Linked DNA regions of Mus musculus: region 1 is linked to region 2. Evidence: chromatin loops called from intact Hi-C (ENCODE). Cell type or tissue: left cerebral cortex. All regions are shown on one strand.

Evidence for each region. Hi-C counts contacts between places; a loop is a spot of excess contacts. Peaks named below come from ENCODE experiments on the same cell type or tissue, not always from the same donor. Only the 100,000 strongest peaks of a DNase experiment are listed, where the experiment ranks them.
Region 1: it touches region 2 in a loop (2.7-fold over the local background); 18 of 42 quality-filtered maps call a loop at or near these places.

Annotation. Positions count from the first base shown.
Region 1 is chr13:36,264,811-36,267,310 of GRCm38, reverse strand. All of the region lies in intron 4 of Fars2 (phenylalanine-tRNA synthetase 2 (mitochondrial)), which reads right to left. Among named protein-coding and RNA genes, the nearest start is that of Gm40912, 58 kb to the right of the region's middle. In left cerebral cortex, a CTCF peak has its summit at 1,554; a DNase peak (open chromatin) is centred at 1,657; H3K27ac peaks cover 615 bases.
Region 2 is chr13:36,018,195-36,020,694 of GRCm38, reverse strand. The region is part of intron 2 of Lyrm4 (LYR motif containing 4); the gene reads left to right. Among named protein-coding and RNA genes, the nearest start is that of Ppp1r3g, 52 kb to the right of the region's middle. In left cerebral cortex, a CTCF peak has its summit at 1,276 (motif pointing left); DNase peaks (open chromatin) are centred at 46 and 1,225; H3K27ac peaks cover 1,000 bases.

The DNA.
Region 1 (2,500 bases), 250 kb before region 2:
TTTTCTAATCATGTAGCTATACTTCCCAATGTTTAGTCTTGGCTGATAGATACATCACCTTATCTGTATGTTCTTTATAATCCCCCCCCAACTCCCAAAAGCACCACAAGATGAAAACCATATACTTACTCCCACCCTTCAACACTTCAAAAATTCCAACTTGTTTTATTTCAGAATGTTAACTATTCATCCAGGTACTAGGTGCTTAAGGATATTAAAAAATAAATACCTATTGTCAAGGAGCTCTTAAAAAGGGAGTTTAAAAATTTTTTAATCACATCAGAAGGTAAAGTACAGTTGCTATCACAGAGGATTGTGGGAACAATCCATTCAACAATTTTAACAAGTTAGGAGGAGGACGTGTTAAACAGCCACCATTTGTCAATGAAAAGTCAGTCATCTGTAGACAGCACCAGGGGCTGATCCCAGGGGTCAAGCATCTAGTGGCTATGGTGGCATTGCCACCCAATACCCATGCCCCTAACCATGGGGCCATTGGAAGGCAGAGATGGCAATACAGTCTCTGGAGTGAGAACACACACACAATAACTTGGAAATGGAGAGCATGTTCCTTGTCTGTTGGAAGAAACTGAGACACTAGGCTACCCACACTTGTGAGCATGTGCAGATGAGAGTCAGGAGGGGGACCCAGAGCCTTTATGGAAAACTAGATGCTTGAACTTTATCTGGAAGTCAGGGATCTCCATGAGCATTCTTGATATTACACCTGAAAGCTGTTCAAAAGTAAGCAAGACTTTTACTAAGCCAAGCAGAGAAACTGCCCCTCAAATCCCTCTCTTTGCTGTGTGCTGGAAGCACATCCAGGAAAAAGAGGAATGGAGAATCCCTGCTCTCCCACTGACCCATCAGGCACTAACAAAACTGCCCAGGAGGGAGCACACCCTCCAGACACCTGTCAGTGCTACCTGTCAGGTTCTTCATTCAACGGCTTCTCTAGCCATACCCTTCATTCATGAGTACTTAAGTACTACTAAAAACCCTCCAAATGCTCTAAGAATGCACGAGAGATGGAAAAGAAAGTTCAATTGTTTGCACTCTAATGTATCTCAAAAACCTGGGAGAGTACACAGTAGGTACATAAACAATACTCCTTTGGAGAATTACATGGAGGTGACTGTTATCTGAGCAGGTAGCAATCCTAATTATCACCTCTAATTATTCCTTTTGTAACTGAGAAACTGGACTGTGGTGCTGTAAAGTGTCCTCTGAGATCCCTGCAGTTGTGGACAGTGTTAGTGGGCGTAACTGTTTCCACAACTCCTGATTCTACACAGTGCTCCTTCTTCAATTCATATTACTTCTCTGGTACTTTCAGTGTCCTATAATTAAGAGCAATGAAATTAGAAAGAAGGAGCTTATAGAGCTCCAAAGGTTTTTATTCTAAAAATGCTTAGAGGCAGCACTACATGCAACATGAAGGCAGTAAAAGTAAACAGGGAAGATGGGTGAACCCACCTGATTTGGGGTCAATGAAATGAAAGCTGCGCACTCTGTTTGACAATGCTGCTGTTCAGGATTTCAGAGGTTACCTCTATTACTCTGCTTGAAATTGTTCAGTAAGACACATCAGACATTCCTCGACTAACACTCTCACAGTCTGGCCTTCCCTGCTGGCTCCCTGGAGACTAACACATACCCAAGCTTCAAAAATTCTCCCTTGGCACTAGAAGTGTATATATTTTGAAAGGCAATAAATAGAGGTTTGTGTCATCTTTGGAGCAGCTTTTTGGAATCTTCTGCAAAGATTTAAAAATCAAAAAGCTGCTTGGTAACCATCTGCAGGATAAGGAACAAGGAACAAGCAAGCGGTCCCTGAAACAGCTCTGAATGACGACAGGGATGACAAGGAAGGGAACCTCTTGGCAGTGGTGATACTGTTTATAAACAAACTGCAAAGCCTATGTCTGCACTGTGCACTGTGGACACTGTGGGGAAGGGTCAAGAAAAGAACTAACAAGACCCTTGCACTGTAGCACTACAGTATCATAAAAAGGAGGCTGGAACCAGAGACACTAGTTGTCATTTCAGTGTTGATGCTCATACAGAAGAGAGGGAGGCAGAATGGTGGTGACACATAGGGTCTTCTGACTGCCATCTGCCAACCTAGCAGAAAGAAGGCCTAACAAAAATGCTATGCAGGGGAACACCACATGCCAAGGGGATAGTGGTCTCCTGAGGCTCTGCAGCAGTCAAGCCAGAGTCCCGCAGACTGGAGCACTGACAAGGACCTGCAAGAAGGGAGAATGCAGATATCATGCACAGCACAGCACCATCAGGAAACCATCCCCTGAAAAACAAACCTTTATAGTTGTACAGCAGTGTGAACAGCTGGAAATGAAGCAAGGTTAATCAGGATGTGAGGCTTAGTTGATGGCTTAGACAACAAAAAAAATCATGTCCTTAAGTCCAAGGAATAAACGGTAAATGTATTCATTCCAAATGGGACTAACATGAGCTGAATCTACGTATGTGACCAGAA
Region 2 (2,500 bases):
GAGAAATACCACGGCTATCACCCTCCCTGTCACAGTGATGAAGAGCACTGGCAGGAATTAGGAAGACTCTGGGTCTTAGTTCTCACCGTTTCAGTTCTGACTCCTTGGTATATCCATGGTATATGCCATGGAATATCAAGGCATTTCATAGTCCTCAGCTTCCTCTTCTACAAAATGAGGCTAACGGGGTCGACTGTGTAGAACAGCTGTACAACCCACCTGCAGTGATGCAGTAAGAATGGTTGGCGTTCACCTGGCCTACAGAAAATGGTCAGATGTGAGCTCTTAACACTGATAGCGATAACTGCATTGTCTTTCCTCTGTGTGTGTGTGTGTGTATGTGTGTGTAATGAAATGTCATGTAAATGAAAAGCGCTTAACTATCAGTTAGCCACATGTTTGAAATAGCAGGTTGGTGTTTCCCACAGGGATGTACCTGGTCTGCCCTGATTATAGATGCTGTCTCCCTGCCAGAAAAGAGAGCCTGACTTTCTGCCTCTCGTTGTTCTAAATAAGACATTTTCCTTCTCTGGGAGCCTTTCCCTGGAGCTGAGGCACGGCATTGGCCTTGTGGCCTGCACTAGCACTGTGACCACCACACAATCACATCATGCCAGGCACCAGGCTGACTGGTACACACCAGCGCCCAGGCAGATCCCTGCTCCTGCATTTACATAGCTCTAACTCTGTTGTTTGGAACAATTCGATTTCCCAGCTCCTGTGGCTGTGGGTAGCTGGGGTTCTCTGGAAAAGATGGAGAAAATCATGAAGTAGTTTATTTGGCATGAGTCTCCAAAACATAACCACTTTTCCTTGTGGAAACTGAGTCAGGCATTTCCTCTCCCAAGGCTAGGGTGTGACGTGTGCTGAGAAGGAAACAACCGGCTATGCCTCAAGGAAATGCCTGACAGGCATTTGCTTTCCTCGCACGTCCTCCCTCAGTGGGTAAGCTGCTCTGAGGATGCGGTCACATCAAATCTCTCTCCCTGCTCTAAGCATTTCTTTTTCTGGGGTGTGGAGCAGCTCTTCAGGGAAGAAAAGCAATTTGATGTCAGGGGCTCCTTTGAGCCTTGGGAATTAGGCCTCAGAACCTTGGAATTGGAGCTCAGCTGCTGCTAGAAAATACACTGTGAATGTTTTATTCAGTAATGCATATATAACATTGAGCAGAATCCAAATACATAAATCACTTATACAATAGCTGTTAAGAGCTACCTGCCAGCATTTCAGAACGCACTGCTGGACTCACTTCCAAGGTCCTTTACTGCCATCTGCTGGCCAAAAGTTTGTTTTATGTTGGTGAATTCTTTAGTAATTCTTCATAAATCAGGATTTTCTGAGGCAAAAATTTCCCCCAATAAATGGACAACTGCCTTGTTTTTTGTTTTTTAAGATTGCAGACACCATAGCACTCTAGAAGTATGACAGAGGCAGTTTCTCCTTTCTGGCTTGATTCTCACTGTGTGCTTTTCTGAGCCGCCTAGACCAAGGCCCCATCAGCCTGCATCTCAAGATCAAAGCTATGCTCAAAGTATCTTTAAAATGGGTCCTGCTGTTGTTACAGTCAGCCTTTCAATAATGTTGGCCTACTACCACCAATATATTACATCAATGAGATCAGAATCCTGAACATCACCAGCAAAACCTACTTAAACCAGCCCCCAAAAGTCTGCTTGAAGTGTAAGTTCTAGACCCTTCAGTGTAGGCACTGAAGGCCTTAGTGCACTAACAGATGTCTTTTGAGTCTCTTGAAGTCTGTCAGTGTGAACATGAAGTGGGAACATGCTGGTCTTTTCTGCCCTGAAACAATGCGTGGGGCATCTCAGCTCCTTGGAGGTCCATGAAATGCTGAGCAGGAAATACCTAGAATGAGTAGACCATGGTGAACCATGCAGAACAGGATCAGGGGGTGCTGTAGAAGATAGCACTGACCTGCAGACTGTGAGATATGGGGGCTGGGGAGGGCAAGATGCCTAGGGACTCTATAGTGAATAAAGACTGTGTAAAACAGAAGATGACTGAACTGCTATTGTGTAGTATACCCTTAAAATCTGGGTGTGGCTATAGTCCCAAAGAGGTGTAACACTATCTTTTGATACAAAGAATGTTATTTTTCAAATTTAAAGGAGAAAACGTTTAAACGTGGCTTTTTATTTTCTCCATAAACAGTTGAAGAAAGTGTGGAATGGAAGAGTAGTAGAAGTTAAAATAACAAATGTAAGGTAGACTCTTATCTCAAGGATCGTGAATACCCATTATTGTTGTATAATAAACAACCTGTCTGATGGTGGATTGCAGTAAGAATCTTCATTTTATACCATACTCTACTTCTCCAGGTCAGAAATCCAAACATGGCTGAAATACAAATACAATGATCAGGGACCCAAAAGCTGAGCCCCAAGTCCTCTTATTCAATTGTCAGACAACTGGTGCTGGCTGGCAGCTGGGGGCCAGGCCAGGGATTTCAGCCAGACCACAAGTGGGAGCTCTCCCTGTAGCC